4 separate regions of the Homo sapiens genome follow, and all the other regions are linked to region 2. A link is a contact called in ENCODE Hi-C or POLR2A ChIA-PET data. All regions are on one chromosome and are shown on one strand. The core of a region is the stretch at or near the end of the contact, and the rest is flanking DNA. Distances in the headings are between cores, read along the strand shown.

Region 1 (4,242 bases), core at 1,663-4,162, 330 kb before region 2:
CCCGGGTTTAAGTGATTCTCCTGGCTCAGCCTCCCAAGTAGCTGGGATTACAGGCATGTGCCACCATGCCCGGCTAATTTTGAATTTTAGTAGAGACGGGGTTTCTCCATGTTGGTCAGGCTGGTCTCGAACTCCTGACCTCAGGTGATCCGCCTGCCTCAGCCTCCCAAAGTGCTGGGATTACAGGCGTGAGCCACCGCGCCCGGCCAAGATTTAATTTTTTAAAAGAAAATATTTTGCTAAGGGTTTGGAAACTCTTGTTTTAGCAAGAATGGATTAAGACTGATTAAAACTAAAGGCAAAGAGGAGGCTCTTATGTTTGGAATTCTTTGCTAATATTTACACAATATAATTCTCTCCACAAATATTTAATGGTACCAGATATTAGATGGTTATAATGGCAAAAGTGTTCAAAGGATGCTATCATATTCATGATTCATGATCAAAATGAACATTATAAGGCTATCCCTCTTCAGAATTAAATACGTTACTCCTGTGGAAAACTTGCTTTTAATGTAGAAGTTGTCCCAGAGCCTTTCTTCCTTTCTCATGTCCTCTTATGTCCACTGCTGAGCTAACATGGGTCTCACTGAATGATTAAGAAAAAACATCTTAGGTGGGGAGTTCTGTATATAGTAAATGTTTAATTTATTGGGGTGGTGAACGGGAAGTGCTGCTGGCAAGAGAGGATGGGAAGAGAAATCTACCCAAATCCTTACCCGCTTTACAGAACATAAACTTCCTATTCAGTAGTACACAATAACTTAACGATCAAGGCATCTTAACTTTTCTGTTTTCAGATGAAAGAACTATCGTTTGGCTTGATCAAGTATTTAGTATTTATTCGTTCACTCAAGTGCTTACGTTTTTTTGTTATCTCAGGGTTTTACGTTAGTTATTAACCAAAAGAACTAGTTTTAGTTCTGGAAGTCTAAAATATATAAGAGAAGGTGAGGAGTAATAAGAGAAGATGAAGGGAGACTTTCGGAATGGCCTATGAACTTCTAGTAACTATACCACCTTAAAATAGACAAATTACAATGCAGTTATGAAGATATGTATTTTTCAGTGAAGACAACTAAAATGTTTGCACAGAATTTTCTTTTTTATTGAGTGTTAGAAATTCTATTTTGGAGATACTACCTTGCACAACATAAAAAGAAAAAGTGAGTGTGGAATCTAGGAATCTACGTGGCTCTAGGAAATTTTTTAAGTGTGGAAACTGAAGGAGAGCAAGAGAAAGGGAGCATGGCATTCCCCTGTTTGTAGTTCATGAGGTGGGTTTAAATTGCCTTTTGCCAATGCAGCTGCACACTGAGGATTACAGAATTCTTTTTAAATGTTTGTAGAATTATTTTTCACTTATTAGGTAAAACGTGTATTTTTTGATTTTCTCCAATTTCAGCTTTCTCATGTTGCTATGCTCAATTTTGTATACCATATATAGTTTTGTTAAATTGACAAAGTGGTGTTTTTTGTTCTTCTTTTTCCCATTGGTTAAAATTTAAAGAGAAAGTGGAAGCTAGAAATTTATCTAAAAAATGTAACTTTCCCTGTAATTATTAAAGTATCAATCTAAATTTGAATTTTCTTTGTGCATAATCTTTTTTCAAGCTATTTACCATGTTGACAAACTTGCTTTCCTGTGGCAAATACACTAGCAATACGTTATAAATATGTAACTTTCAACCTATTTACAGTTGATGCTTTTTTAGCCCTTTGGATTTAAAATACAAGCACTGAAGAGGTGAGGAAGTACCACTGCTGCCTCAGCATTATTTCGAAATTCTGTTTATAAACTATACAATTTCCAAGGTCATGAATCCAGCACCTTTCCAGGTACTAACTATTGGGACAAAGATAGAATTTGATTTTATTTATTTACCTATTGACTGAAGTCTAACTTAAATCTTGCACCTAGTAAGATCTTAGAAATAACGTGTGTACTCTGACCTGTAAACTAATCCTAGTATTCTGTGTGTATATTCTTTCTCATTTGGGCTCTTAAAAGGAAAAGTAACGTACATCTGATGATCATTAGCACTGAGCTTTTTCAGCAAAAAGTATATGTTTATAAAGAAGTATAGGATAATTTAGTAATTTAATAATGTGACAACATTTGCGTGTGTTTTTTTTTTTGAGAAATACAAATTGTGAGAAACAGAAAAGTAAAAGAAGCAGCAGCAGAAATATCACTATAGGATCAAAAGATTGCAGGAACCAAAACTCCAAAATTATTGGGCATAATGTACTAAAAACAGGGCAGTGGAGGAAAGGGACAGTCCAGACTAGCTCTGAGGGTCCAAAGAAAGTATTAAATATTGTTACTGGAGTGATTTGCTCTGCTATTTGGGCTTGGGAATTAAGTGAAATTGTTGATATACTAGACAGATACTTCCCACCCATTTTTCTCTTGATAATCAGGGTTCATTTTTTCTATTTTCTATTTCTCTGGATGCTCCATTTCTTAATATTAATATTAATATTAAGCTCTCAGTCTTTATGCTAAAAATTGGTTATTTAAAACAATTTAAATCAACTTCAGTCTAATTGGCTTAAGTTCAAATCCATTTTAAGATCGATATTGTGTCCTTTAAAAATTTTATTTAAAAGATATTTAAACTGATGAGAGGATACTACCCATTCCACTGATAAACTATTACTGTAAGTTTGTCTATTGAGGGCTAGTTATTTGGTTTAAAAATGCTGAGATTATGGAAAGTGGATTGGAATATTTTGGAGCAATATTAAAAACAGTATCTGTAACAATTTAATAAACTTATAAATTCCTCTTTCTCTGTTGATCTATCTTGAAAAGACACTCTATGTCTCTAGGCATTCCTTCTCTGTGGTGTGATTGGTAGACAGGGAGTAAACAACTTACTGTAAATGGGCACCATGCCAGTTGGCTTCAGGCAGCATCAAGCTTGTGACTCACAGTCAGGGTTAGGAAAATGCCTTTTAACTTGTTTGTCTCTGCCTCTTTTAAACATTAAAGGCACAACTGTACTAATTATTAAGTATTTCATAAGGTCTTTTAGGGCTTATAAGATCTTTTAGGAATGGCCTGGAAGTTATTAGTACTGTTTCATTGAATCTGAATACCTTTAACATGATAATGAGAAGTTTTTAAAGGGTGGTTTTATAGTTAAACGGAATTTCTCAAATTGGCTTGCTCCTTATGTTGATTTATTTAGGATCACATTTGGGAGTTTCTCTGCCCTACTTTCAATGTATTTAATTTACTGACCATCACTATTTGGGGGGAAAATGTTATATGATATTTAGAAACCAAGAGTTTTGGAGTTTTTCCCCCATTAGATGTATTTATTTATTTATTTATTATTTTTTAAAGACAGGGTCTTGCTCTGTCACCCAGGCTGGAGCACAGTGGCATGATCCTAGCTCACTGTATTCTTGAACTCCTGGGCTCAGACTGTCCTCCCACCTCAGCCCAAGTGGCTAAGTATCAAGTAAGAATCACCTGGCAAATTCCAAGGCTGTATACCAGATTTCCTAAATTAGAATTTTGGGGTTGGGTATCTGAATTTTAGTAAAGCCCTCCAAATGTTTCTGGTATTGCTTCTAAGAACAATTGATAACATAATAGCTGTGGCCATTATAGGGGTATTCTGTCATATTTAGATATAAGCATACCTTGTTTTATTGTACTTCCCAAATATTGCGTGTTTATTTTGTTTTGTTTCACTTACAAATTGAAGGTTTGTGGCAACCCTATATTAAGCGAGTCTGTCAGTGCCATTTTTCCAACAGCTTGTGCTCATTTTGTGTCTCTGTGTCACATTTTGGTAATTCTCTCAATATATCAAACTTTTTCATCATTTTTGTATCTGTTACGACCAGTGATCAGTGATCTTTGATTTTTTCTTTTTTTTTTTTTTTTTGAGACGGACTTTTGCTCTGTCACCCAGGCTGGAGTGCAGTGGTTCAATCTTGGCTCACAGCAACCTCTGCCTCCCAGGTTCAAGCAATCCTCCTGCCTCAGCCTCCCCAGTAGCCGGGCCTACAGGCGTGTGCCACCACGCCTGGCTAATTTTTGTATTTTTAGTAGAGATGGGGATTCCCCATGTTGGCCAGGCTGGTCTCGAACTCCTGACCTCAGGTGATCCGCTCACCTTGGCCTCCCAAAGTGCTGGGATTACCGTGCCAGCCTGATGTTACTATTTTAATTGTTTTCAGGCACCATAAACCTCACCTGTATAAGGCACCGTACTTAATTGA
Region 2 (4,480 bases), core at 267-2,766:
CTGTACAGTGCCACGTTTTTATATAAACGGGCTCTGGCTTTGGATAATGATGACATTATTGGTAATAAGAATAAAGCGCAACATTTAATCATTGCCGATAATACCAGGCACCATTGAGCAAAGGATGTCCATCCTAATCTCATTTATTCTTCCAAAAAAACCAAAGATTTAATTATTAAAACTATTCCCACCTTCAGACAAAGAAACTGAGGCTTGGAGAAATTAATTTCTCAAAATCACACACTCAGTAATTCTTGAGGCTGGGATTTCAAACCACGTGTGGAATACTCCAGAGCTAACACTTCTAAGCACTACTCTACCCTCTGCTCAATCTTACATGCCGATTGTGAGCTGCAGGCTCTGACAACTCTGATCAGTGCAGGGAGTGACCAAGTTTGCCCTCAGAATGAAGTCTCAGTTTTCACATCTGTAAATGGGGTCAATAATAGTATCTAGCTCATAGGGTTCTTAGGAGGATCAAATGACATAACGTATATCAAGCAGTGAACATGTTGCCCACTCCCCAGTATGTACTCAATAAACATTAACCACAATAACTGGAAGCCTGTACTCGGTGGCAGTGGGGGAAATATTTTAGTCTCTGTCTCAATAACCCCTTGCACTGGGCTTTAGGGGTTAAAGATGTAGCCAGGGACCTGCTCACTGTCTCTTGGCTGAAGCCCAAACTGGGATGGCAACGGGTGGCTCACACCTGCTCAGGCTGCAGCCTGCTGTCAGTACAGAGCCCACATCACTGAGGGAAAGGGGAATATTAGGCCATGGCAGAGGCATACACTGGCTGCATCTGCCAGTCTAAAGCTAGCTGAGAGAGAGGGTAGATTTGTCAAGTGTCTTTTAGGACAAGCAGAAAGGCTTCTGATTATCCATGCAAGTCCAAGGAGTACCACCACCAGTCATAGCTTTGGGGGCCAGGGTCTCATCAAACAAAATAGCTGGGAACTCAAATAATAAAATATCTGCAAAAACAAGCTGTTCCTGCCCCTTCTTCTCTCTCCAGCCCCCTGCCCTCCGAGCCAGGGCTATTCTAGAGCTGGGGTATTACAGCTCAACTAAATGTAATTCAAGCTCAATGCACCACAGCAACTGTGTTGCACAGGCAACTCATAATGAAAAGTGAGGTGTAGAAAGTCAGCACCTAGGGAGAGCTAGAATTATACCACCTCGCCTGACTGCGGCTCAGAAGATGAAAGTGGTGGCCACGGAAACTGCATGCACAGGAGAGAGGAGAAAGGGGAAAGAAAAAGGGTGTGGGGAGGAGGGCAGGAAGGAACGCAGGCAAGGGAGGGAGGCAGAGTGTCTGTCCTCTATCAGCTCAGACCTGGCAGGCCTGGAGAGAAAGCTGGAGGGGATGCTGCACTCAGCTGACTGCCTCGTGGGCCAGTGCATAGGCGGCCAGGCCACTGTGCCCATTAATGCCTTCCACCCTTCTCAGGTTTAAAAGGGGAAATGTTCTATTTATAAGCCACCGACCAGCAGAGGCCTGGCAGCCTCTGGATGGTTCTGATCCCAAAAGGATCCTGGTTACCGGTGGCTGCCTCCTCCTGCCTCTCAACTGTGGGTGTTCTAACAGCAAAAGGCCAAAGGTGACTAGAAGCAAAAGAAAAACAAATCCTCTTTTCTGCCCTCTGCTGCTTTCATGAGACGGTGGATTTTTGGTAATGGCTGAAGGCTTTAGATGTCTTTTAAAAATAGTGGCCCAGGCGATCCCATCAAGGCTTTCCCTACAGTTTTCAAGCCTAAATCTCCTTTTCTGTTTTACAGATCAAGGGAGGCTGAGGAACAGAGATGAAGGAAATGTACAGTCAGAGGCACAACAATAGGAAACAGAGCAATGGTAATGATGTCCCTCCCCATCTCCTCTCCTGGTCCTCAATCTTGTCCTCATAAAACAAGGCAAACCTGAATAAAACGCCATCAGGGAGTTTGCTCTGAATGACGGCCTAAAGAAGGATGAGTGGATGTACAGAAACAACATATAAAGCATTATGTTGTGTTGCCAAATCCCTGTGGGAGAGTGGTGGGCCACACTAAGGGTCTGACCCTGGGGAAGCCAGTCAGTGAAATGCGTGACCCTTGTGCACCCAGCACTGTGCACAGGTGTTTGAGGAACCACTGAGGGCTCTAATGAGGTGGTGCACTAAGAAGGAATATGGGATGGCCCCTCAGCCACAAAGAACTAGAGGGGTTAGATGTTGGAGTCTGATGATGAAATTCCTTCCAGCCCCCATGGGTGGACCACATATGAACAGGATGGCAGAATGGATCAAAGATTTCAAGCATATGAAGTGTTGCAGGAAAAAAATGACCCTGGCAATGAGGCAGGCTAGGGTTTGAGTATGAGCTTCACTACTTCTCAACTGTGCTCCCTTGACCTCTTTAAGCCTGTGAGCTCCTTTGGAAACTCAGTTGCTGTGAACAGCATTTGTACAAATGGCAGCCCATCGTGTGACACTTTCATGCTCCCTCTCAAAACCTCATGCCATCCCATTTAGACTAATTTTAAAAACTTAGCCTTGTGTTAAGCCAAGGGTTAATAAACTACAGTCCCTGGGCCAAATTCACCATTGCCTGTTTTGTAAAACAAAGTTTTACTGGAAAACACCCACACCTGCTCATTTCCATATTGTCTGTGACTGCTTTCACACTACCATAGCGGAGTTGAATACTCCTATAAAAATAAAAATATTTACTATCTGGCCCTTTACTAAAAAAAGTGGACCCCTGTGCTAAGCAATAACATTTGTAAAATCAGGGGATTGGCCAGGCGCAGTGGCTCATGCCTGTAATCCCAACACTTTGGGAGGCCGAGGCAGGCGGATCACCTGAGGTCAGGAGTCCGAGACCAGCCTGGCCAACATGGTGAAACCCCATCTCTACTAAAAATAAAAAAAATTAGCCAGGTGTGGTAGCAGGCACCTGTAATCCCAGCTACTAGGGAGGTTGAGGCAGGAGAATCACCTGAGCCCAGGAGGCGGAGGTTGCAGTGAGCCGTGATCACACCACTGCACTCCAGCCTGGGTGACAGGGGTCTCAAAAAAATAAATGAAATAAAACAAAATAAAATCAGGGGATTTCAGAGAACTTATGTTCCCCCACAATACACATCAAAATAAATACAGAAGTCTAGATGGTAATTTAAAATATACTCTCTCAAATGACCTAGTGTACCACCAGTGGTGTGCACACCCCACTTTGAGAAATACAGTAACGAGGATTAAATGAATGAACACTCATAAAGCACCAAGACTGAGAAACAGTAGCAGGTTGTCTTCCTCCCTTCAAGAGCAGTGTTACCAATCCAGCTGGCTTTTCCTTTCCAGTGGGTTTTTCCTTTTGTTGTGGGAGTAACTGGCCTGGCCAGATGATAAGAGTAATAACCAAGAGTAATTAGGCACTTACCAACTAATGTGCAGATACTAATGTGCTGAACTTTCATTCTTACAATGAGTTTATGAAGCAGGGGTATTATTATCCCCATTTTACAGAAGAGGAAATGGAAGCTTAGAGAGGCGCACCACCTGTCCAAAGTTCTACACCCAGGATGCTATTCTACACCAGCCACACATTACTCCTCCATGCAAACCCTCTCTCTAATCCACGTGGCGGAATCTACCCAAAGAGAATGATCTGAGATACGTACAAAGGCTGATGTACAAGGCCAATAACTGATGAAATTAATAACTTTTGAAGCTATTATGAATAACATAGGCCAATGTTATTTGTAATACCAAAAACCTGGAAAGAGCATTAGTCTAACAATGATAAATGATTCAACAAATTAAGATATAGTCCAATGACAGAATATTAAACAACCATGACAGGTGATACTTCTAAACATTTCATGACATCAGAAAATGTCTGTAATTTTTAAAGCAGAATACAACAAGCATATTCAACATAATGCCAGTTAAATTAAAATTCATACTGACATTGACAAAATACATACAAGACATCATTTAAAAAAGGCAAGAAGGAAGTATCTCTGGGAATAATATTACCAATGATTTTTGACTGAATGTTTCAAAATCATTTTGCTGTATTTCTGTAATATTCTACAATGAGTTCATATTTCCTTCTTCAATCACTGCTCTTCTCCCCACCTCCCAGTGTGAATGACAAATTGGCAAACTGCAGTGGGTTCTTCAGCATTTTTATTCAAATATAAAGGATTCTTATAAAAGCACTAGATTAGGCCAGGTGCAGTGGCTCACGCCTGTAATCCCAGCACTTTGGGAGGCCGAGATGGGCGGATCATGAGGTCAGCAGATCGAGACCATCCTGGCTAACACGGTGAAACCCTGTCTCTACTAAAAACTACAAAAAAATTAGCCGGGCGTGAGGGCGGGTGCCTGTAGTCCCAGCTACTTGGGAGGCTGAGGCAGGAGAATGGCGTGAACCCGGGAGGGGGAGCTTGCAGTGAGCGGAGATCATGCCACTGCACTCCAGCCTGGGCAACAGA
Region 3 (4,366 bases), core at 712-3,211, 480 kb before region 2:
GTATGGTTGTTTTATTATACCTCTTTTGCCACATTACACTTGGGTAATACATTTTGGTTGTTGATGTTCCAATGTTGCATAATATATCAGGTTTCAAAATCTTTTTAGCAATATTATTTCATTTGATCATAGTTACAACCTTGTGAGGTAGGCAGATAGGAGACTATTATTCAAGTTATACAGTATGAAAACTGAAGCATTGTATTCCCAGTGCAGCGTGGCTGCTAAGAAGTTGAGTGGTTACTGGAATCCATGTCTGTTGAATTCCCAGATCAATGTTCATGTCACTGTTCCACACTGCTTCTTGTAAATCCAATGATACCCATTTTCATACAAGCATAGGTTTGCTTATCACCTATCTCTCCTACAGCTTTCAGAGATCCTGTGCAGGTCACTTTTGACAGGTGAATAATGAAAAGGTCTAGTATATTGGAAACCACAATGTGACCTAAAAGAAGAAAAGTGTTGCAAGTACAAGGACATTCATAATATTTTGCAATAGCAAAAATTTAGAAAATAACCCATCAACAAGAAAACAGATTAATAATGAAGCATTTATACAATGAAATACACAGCAGTGAAAACAAATAACCTCTAGCTAAATACAACAGCATGAATGAATCATGAATCACACACAGTTTGAAAGAAGTCAATATCAGAAGGATACATATAGTATAATGCTTGTACAAACTATAGAAATATGCAAAACAATAAGTTTACATATATGTGTAGTGAAAGTATTAAGAAATGCATGGAAATAGTAGTCACCAAATTCAGACCACTAGTTGCCTCTAGAGAGCAGAATGTGATCAAAGAGGACTAAGTAGGGACTTAAACTTGTATCAATATTGTTTTCATTCTTAATCTGTAGTCAATATGTGGGGGTTTGTAATATTTTTATTTACACATTTGTGTTTGTCTTAAATATTTTACAATACCTTTTTTTTTTTTTTTTTTTTTTGAGATGGAGTCTCACTCTGTGGTCCAGGCTGGAGTGCAGTGGCGCAATTTCAGCTCATTGCAACCTCCGCCTCCCGGGTTCCAATTCTCTTGCCTCAGCGTCCCGAGTAGCTAGGACTACAGATGTGTGCCACCATGCCCAGCTAATTTTTGTATTTTTAGTAGAGATGGGGTTTCACTGCTGGCCAGGCTGGTCTTGAACTCCTGACCTTGTGATGACCTTGTGATCTGCCTGCCTCAGCCTCCCAAAGCGCTGGGATTACAGGCGTGAACCACTGCCTTTGTCTACAATACCTTTTTAAAAAGAAAATGACAAAGGCAACCATTCATTCTGCAAACATTGACTAAAGGCAAGCAACATGCCAGACATTGTGACTGGGTGTTGAAATGTTGCAGTGAACCCTCTGATGCACTGGAGAAGATGGAAGAAGTGTGTTTAGTACTAGAAAGCATAGGGAGCTGTGGAAGTGTGTGCCAAGGAGTCCTAATGTAGTTCAGGTGACTTAGGAAAGCCTCCAAGAGACAATGAAGCTTAAGCTGAGACTGGAGAACGAAAAGTTGTACTTATCAGCAAAGAAAGGAACAGTTCAGATTGATCCCATTCAAAATTTCCGTGTCTGAAACTAAACATTAGCGCAAGGAAGGCAGAAAGGACAAGCCAGATCACACACCACAGGATCTCCTGTCCATTCCTTGCTAACATTTAGACTTCATTATGCACTGCCTGTAGCTCACATGGTGCCACATGCCAGCAAGTACCAAGTAGGGTGGGAAGGGGAGTGAAGGGAAGTGGGTATTCAAAAACATTTCAGTGACTTCACATTCTCCTGAGATCCAGAACAGTTCCCATATTCTCTCCTAATACAGAAGCAATTTCAGACACTGAGCATAGGGAGGCAGGGTATGAGTGTGAGCTGGCTGAGCCTTTCCCTCCCATTCCTGTGAAGGAATTACTCTGGCAGATTTCCACATTGTAGGTATTTTACCATTTGTCATAGGCAAGTTACACAACTCAGTTAGTGATTAAATTACCAACAGAGCTGCTATTTGAGTAAGGAAGGTTCAAGGTTGTTTCTTGCTCCTGCACTTTGTTTTAAATGCAATTGGATTAATTCTTTCTTAACCTCCTTGTTTAGAGGAAGAAAACAAAAATCCTGTCTGGTCTCCAATAGATAGGGTAAAAAGCGGCATTTTAACTAACTCATCAACCACTAGGATCCCTGTGTCTAACCTTGGTCCTTTGTTTAGATTTATAAAGTATGAGATCATTGTCAGTTTCATTTATCTCTGTTATTAAATGTACTGGGCCTCCTTCAAATGACATTATATCTCCTTATCTGATTCAAATAAATGTCTTACTCATGGCTAGAATGTAGATGGTGAAATCTCATTGTTAACTCAATAATTGAAATAATCTCATTGTTTTGCTTTCCTAATAGAATCTTAAATTGATTGCTCATGCCTGGAATTTCACTTAGTTTCACCAAACTTTTCTTAAAACTGCTGCTCTTATGCATTCTTTTTGTCTCAATGTTTCTACAAGGATGGAGCATTCTTGCTCTAAAGATAAATGCTTTTAACTAGCATTTCTCTTGGTCTGTTTATCTTATAAAAAATAAAAGTAATCACTCAATATTTGTGTTTGTTTCTATTAGTTATGATTAAATATACTGGTGGTATAGTTGCTAAAGGCACAGGCTGTAAAATAAGCACTAGGTTTGGATCCAAGCTCTGTGACCTTATAGTGACTTAACCACTGTTTTCTCATTTATACAATTGAGATAATAATGGCTATCCCATAAGAGTGTTGTGGGAATTCATAGAGATTATTTTGGGTATGTTACCTAAGCTGGGTGGCTCGTAGTAACCATTCAGATTTTAGCAAATAAAATACTGTACTCTGTATTCAGCTTGACTAGAAATGTGGTTTATCACTTAAAGGTTTGAATTGACCTTCTGAATTGTGACTCGTGAAAGGGATTTTCTTCCTGTCTTATACCATTCTGTACTTAGAGTGTTTGCATCTGAATCGTTAGTATTCCCTATCTTATGTATATAAACTATCCTCTAAATTAATTTTGTTTGATTTGGTTTTATTTTCCTGGTGATTTTCCCAGCTGCCCCAACTGCGACTCTTGGTATAGAAGAGGCAGTAGACTGCACTTCACCTTCTTCAGGTGAATGTCCCAAACAGAGCATTTGAGGTCCCCAGCTACAGCAGTCAGTGCTGCCTGGTAACTAAAAGCAGCAGCCTGCATGGCTGGAGGGAGTCAAGATAATGGAATTGGATTGTCACCCACAGTCAGCCTGAAACAACCATGGCTACCACCCCAAGTCCCATGCACTTTCTTGCATTTGGGGCTCTACACATACCCTTCCCTCTGCCTGGAACAATCTTTCCTACACTTCCCCCTTAATAAGATAATTACTACTCATTTATCAAGTCTCAACTTATATGTCATCTCTCTAAGAATTTATTCTCTGACCCACAGACTTAGTGGGAATCTCTATCATGTACCCCCACGACATTCTCAAATTATCCCTATTATGTGCAAGCAGTCCTTGTGCTATGGATTGAATGTGTCCCCCAAAGTTCATGTGTTGGAAACTTAATCTCGTATGTGACAGTGCTGGCAAGTGGGACCTAATGGGAGGTGATTAGGTCATGATCATTATCACTGGAGCAGGTTAGTTATCATGGGAGAGAGTCTGTTATAAAAACAAGTTGAGCTCCTTCTTGCTCTCTTGTGCTCACCCTCTCTTGCCCATCTGCCTTCTACATAAGATAATGTAGCACAAAGGCCCTTGTCAGATGCTGGGACCATGTTCTTGGACTTCCCACCCTCCAGAACCATCAGCCAAGTAAATGTCTCTTCATTATGAATTACTCTGTCTGTGGCATTCTGTTATGGCAGCATAAAACAGAGTAAAACACTTTGCTTTACACAGTTCCACTATGCATGAACTTCAATGACCACAATTTAGTTAAATAGCACCAGCCCTTCAACAACACAGTTCAAATTTCAGTAACCATGATATATGAACTATAAACTGTGAGCTGCTTGCTCTTTGGTCCACAAATCACTTCTTAACAGATTCACATCATGATCAGTAACCAATCACATCACTTCTTCCAAACCGATCACATCACTTCTTCCACTGTGCATTTGTTATTCAGTTGACACACAAAGAGCAAATCAAGTGGTTGTGTTGCTTCCTTGTCTCCCAGTAATAAACCCATGTGACAGTTTACAAACATGAATAATCAAAACTGGAAATTAGCTGAAAAAGATGAAAGTACTCCAAAAAATGAAAAGTGATAACCTGGAAGTCAAATTCGAATCAAATGTAAGTGAAGTTATAGAAGAAGTAACTGATTATGGCATGTTGACATCCTTTACCATTG
Region 4 (4,064 bases), core at 858-3,357, 290 kb before region 2:
AAGGTAACACTATAAGAAAGTGCTATCATATGAAATGATGGTGTTAAGTTTGGGCATAACATAATGTTCATTGTATTAGAAACATGGGCTTTAACTTCCATAAGCTAATAGGTTTCAAAGTCACCAACTTTACTGGCCTGGCAAAAATGAGTCACAGTGAGAACTGTGACAGGAAAAAAAAAAGATATTCATTTCATTTCTTATTCATTTTTTTTTTCTATTAAGCCAGGGCACTGTGCTAAGTGGTATAAATACCAATAAGACCTGATCCTTACCCTCTGGGAAGTCACACTCCACTGAAGTGAAAGATGAGTTAACAATGACAAGGTACAGAGATTATAATATAGATGAGGGAGAGAGAAACTCGGCCTGAGGAGGTCAGGAAAGGTATTTTAGAGAAACTGATTTCACTATATAAATGTTGTATTAACACAAATCTTACTTTGTTATGGATTCAGACTGCTGACAGGGCAACAGCATTATCTCCCTAAAGAATGAGAAATTCATTCCATAGCAAATTTATTAGAAGAGAGTCTAAAATGTCCTAATACTACCAGTGACTCCTCTAGGAAAAAAATTGTCATATAATTTAGTTATTTCTAAAGCAGTTTGAAAGTAGCTTGGCCTAAAGCTCTGATTATATTAATTTTTTAAAGAAACAATTATTCATTCACTGTATGAGGATTATTATTATTTGTCTCATGTTGTGTTTGCATATCCATGAGAGTTAGATGAGTCATTTTCTTTTGTTTTACTTTTTAATACATTAGCAAATTATAAAATTACTCATATTACACCACAAAGATTACAAGGATGGCAGCTTTGGCCAGTGTAGTAGTCCCACCTATTGATTAGAGTCAAAAGTAAAGCCCAGCCCTGCTTTGTGCATTGCTCCTAATAAAGTGGATGTTACTTAACACATACGCAGAAGACAGAAGCGTCTTCGTGTCCTCACTTTACTCCTCACTTTCTTAACTGCTTAAGTATTTCCACGATATAAATGCAGTGATAATAATAATACGGACAGTCCCTGACTTAACGATTTTTCAACTTTTATGATGGTGGGAAAGTGATACGCATTCAGTATGGCTCCTCGACTTACAATGGGGTTGCCTCCAGATAAACCCATTGTGAATTGAAAATATCTTACACTTAGCACTCCATTCTTAATACCTGCTAGAATTATAGATTATCCCTCAAAATTGGCATAGTATAATATGGGTATCAGCAAGTTGTTGCACTTTATTCAGAGCTTTACACTAGGCAGGGGTGGGCTTTACTTTTGACTCTAATCAATAGGTGGGACTACTACACTAGCCAAAGCTGGCATCCTTGTGGTCTCTGTGGAGTAACGTGAGTAGCATTATAATTTACATCCCCCATAACAAATGATCCAAGAGAGTATGTGATCAATGCAGCAGAACTATTGTCTTTTATTATCTGATTTCACATGTAACATGCCATCACTTCTGCCATATTTTATTGGCCACACAGACCAATCTTGGTAAAGGACGGAAAGGGACTGCACAAGACCATGCATTCAAGGAGGCAGAGATCACTGGGGGCCATCTTGGGAGGCTGGCTACCACACCCACCATAAATAGAAAACCAGAATTATTTGCCAAAAATAGACTTTAACCACAAAAATGAATACCATATAAACAAAACAAAGTCACAAAATTTCAGCTGACTTGAAGACTCATCTTTCTATTAGTTAGAAAGGGAATTTACCAAGTAGTAGAAGACACAGGAACTCCAAAATAAGATATCTCATTGTCTTATCAGAAGGGTTGACAGGAAAATGGGCTGGGCACTGTGGCTCAAGGAAAATGGGCTGTGCACTGTGGCTCACACCTATTATCCCAGCAATTTGGGAGGCCAAGATGGGAGGATTGCTTGAGGCCTGGAGTTTGAGACCAGCCTGAGCAACATAACGAGACCCCGTCTCTACAGGAAAAAAAAAAAAAAAAAAAACGTTATCCAGGCATCGCACCTGTAGTCTCAGCTACTCAGGAAGCTAAAGCAGGAGATTCAGGCTGCAAAGAGCTATGACACACCACTGTACTCCAGCCTAGGCAACGTAGCAAGAACTTGTCTAAAAATAAATAAATAAATGAGTCAAGGAATGAATGAATGGATTGACAGGAAATGACTATTAGTTGTACGTGGCCATGTGTTATGAAATAGTGAATACTAGTTAAAACTCCTCATTTTATAGATAAGGAACAGATAGATAGACTTGTCCAACTTCATGCTAATAACCACAAAGGGCTATTTTTAACTTATGAAGGTACATTGCCTCTGATCCTATAGCTCAGAGTCTTAGCTGTGCACAAGACATACCTGGGATAAAGAAATCAAGATTGGCGTAATGTGCACATCCTGACATTTCAGTTGGATATAAACAAAACTTTGGAATTTTTCATTTTTAGCAGTGGGTGATTTTTTTTCTTTTTTTCTTCCAGTAACTGTAGGACAGTGATTTAGAGATTCCTTATAGGGTATAACTTTTTTGTATTATAACCACTTCATCAATAGATGTATCTGTTGATCGTACTTTTGATTTATAGGGGATAGAATTGGGTTAGTGCTTCCATTTTCTGTCCAAGTAAAGAAGCTAGGATATTTATAGAGTACAAAAAGAAATTGAAACAGCTGGTACAGATATTTGGCATTGGAGAGCAGCTCTGAACAAAGGTGAATTATAGTCTAGTGGTCAATTTTGTGGCCTATTCTTTACAAAGAATTGAACCTGATACAGTTAACCATCTACCCCAAACTATTATTTGTTTAAAACACAATCTATTGGCTGGGCGTGGTGGCTCATGCCTGTAATCCCAGCACATCGGGAGGCCGAGGCGGGTGGATCACGAGGTCCTGAGATCGAGACAATCCTAGCCAACATGGTGAAACCCTGTCTCTACTAAAAATATAAAAATTAGCCAGGCGTGGTGGCGTGCACCTGTAATCCCAGCTACTCGGGAGTCTGAGCCAGGAGAATTGCTTGAACCTGGGAGGCAGAGGTTGCAGTGAGGTCATGCCACTACACTACTACACTCCCAGCCTGGGCGACAGAGCGAGACTCCATCTCAAAAAAATAAAAATAAAAAAACATAATCTATCAAACTGTGTAAAACACAGTTTATCAAAAAAGTAGTTACCCTTGGTGGGTACTGGCTGGAATTGGGCAGAAAGGGGGCCTGTTGGGGTACTGTTCTGTTTCTTGATCTGAGAGCTGATTACATAAAGGTTCTTGGTTTGTAAAAATTTATTAAATGGTTCACTGATTTGTGTACTTTTTTTATATGTGAATACTGCAATAAGGTTTTTTATTGCACTGTTTTCAGTTTGTTGAACAGAAAAAGGGAGACTCTTTTTGTTGTTTTTGACCTCTCGACCTCATAATGGCAATGTAGGCAAGAACATTCCCTCAAGGCAATACCTGTGGGTGTCTTGGTTATATTCCACCGGAAACAAAGACAGAGGCTGTCCTTATAAAATATGTTTGAAGACCTGTGAAACTTTAATAGTGCCTTTTATTCCATATAGGACAGCACAATTACCTATGTGCTGGAAGGAATGATTGCATCATCGATAAAATTCGAAGAAAAAACTGCCCAGCATGCCGCTATCGAAAATGTCTTCAGGCTGGAATGAACCTGGAAGGTAATATAAATATCTGAAAGCAATTGTTTGTCTCTGTAGCTTATAAAAATTTATCATTTTACTTTTGAAGATACACGTAAGCAGATGTAATTAATGTAGTCAGTTCAGTATATATATGCTTGACTAGCATAATGTTACTGCCCAATAAAAATGGGAAATTTTTTTCATGAATATGTCATATTGTTTGTTTATCCACCAGTTCTTCTTACACACACTGAATTCAGTACAGCCAGACTATATACAAAGAAAGGAAATTATGTAATAATGAAACTTACACAACATGCAGCAACTTTATTATTCTTACTCCTTTTTTCAGCCTCAAAACTATTCCCTAGGGTTGGAAATGTTTCTGTATCAGACATATTTACATGTCCATTTTTCTGTTTGCCTTTTAAAAG

What was found. Hi-C counts contacts between places; a loop is a spot of excess contacts on that map. ChIA-PET counts read pairs that join two places held with the same protein, here RNA polymerase II (POLR2A). Pooled maps may share reads with other maps.
Region 1: a loop to region 2 is called in a map with no recorded cell type, with 2.5 times the contacts of the local background. The contact joins two enhancer-like sites. A Hi-C loop is called at or near these places in 18 of 37 single-sample maps with no recorded cell type and 12 of 50 pooled maps. POLR2A ChIA-PET finds 5 or more read pairs at or near these places in 2 of 52 experiments (H1 and naive thymus-derived CD4-positive, alpha-beta T cell).
Region 3: a loop to region 2 is called in a map of gastrocnemius medialis, with 2.2 times the contacts of the local background. The contact joins two enhancer-like sites. A Hi-C loop is called at or near these places in 3 of 168 maps with a recorded cell type or tissue (IMR-90, gastrocnemius medialis and psoas muscle), 8 of 37 single-sample maps with no recorded cell type and 5 of 50 pooled maps. POLR2A ChIA-PET finds 5 or more read pairs at or near these places in 1 of 52 experiments (activated CD4-positive, alpha-beta memory T cell).
Region 4: a pooled map of gastrocnemius medialis shows a loop between it and region 2 (2.0-fold over the local background). The contact joins two enhancer-like sites. A Hi-C loop is called at or near these places in 1 of 168 maps with a recorded cell type or tissue (PC-3) and 1 of 50 pooled maps. POLR2A ChIA-PET finds 5 or more read pairs at or near these places in 3 of 52 experiments (BJ, PC-3 and activated T-cell).

What each region holds. Positions count from the first base shown.
Region 1 is chr5:143,354,586-143,358,827 of GRCh38, reverse strand. All of the region lies in intron 2 of NR3C1 (nuclear receptor subfamily 3 group C member 1), which reads left to right. Among named protein-coding and RNA genes, the nearest start is that of NR3C1, 47 kb to the left of the region's middle. Within about 2 kb of position 2,912, at least 19 of the 41 ENCODE cell types and tissues checked have a DNase peak (open chromatin) inside an H3K27ac peak, as active enhancers do.
Region 2 is chr5:143,020,672-143,025,151 of GRCh38, reverse strand. The region is part of intron 12 of ARHGAP26 (Rho GTPase activating protein 26); the gene reads right to left. Among named protein-coding and RNA genes, the nearest start is that of ARHGAP26-AS1, 150 kb to the right of the region's middle. RefSeq lists an enhancer at 3,157-3,246. Within about 2 kb of position 1,516, at least 8 of the 41 ENCODE cell types and tissues checked have a DNase peak (open chromatin) inside an H3K27ac peak, as active enhancers do; they include gastrocnemius medialis, where a contact is called at or near this core.
Region 3 is chr5:143,504,971-143,509,336 of GRCh38, reverse strand. No RefSeq gene overlaps it. Among named protein-coding and RNA genes, the nearest start is that of NR3C1, 100 kb to the right of the region's middle. RefSeq lists an enhancer at 1,819-2,113. Within about 2 kb of position 1,961, at least 7 of the 41 ENCODE cell types and tissues checked have a DNase peak (open chromatin) inside an H3K27ac peak, as active enhancers do; they include gastrocnemius medialis, where a contact is called at or near this core.
Region 4 is chr5:143,309,699-143,313,762 of GRCh38, reverse strand. It overlaps NR3C1 (nuclear receptor subfamily 3 group C member 1), which reads left to right. Exons shown (of 9, transcript NM_000176.3): 4 at 3,550-3,666. Among named protein-coding and RNA genes, the nearest start is that of NR3C1, 92 kb to the left of the region's middle. Within about 2 kb of position 2,107, at least 5 of the 41 ENCODE cell types and tissues checked have a DNase peak (open chromatin) inside an H3K27ac peak, as active enhancers do.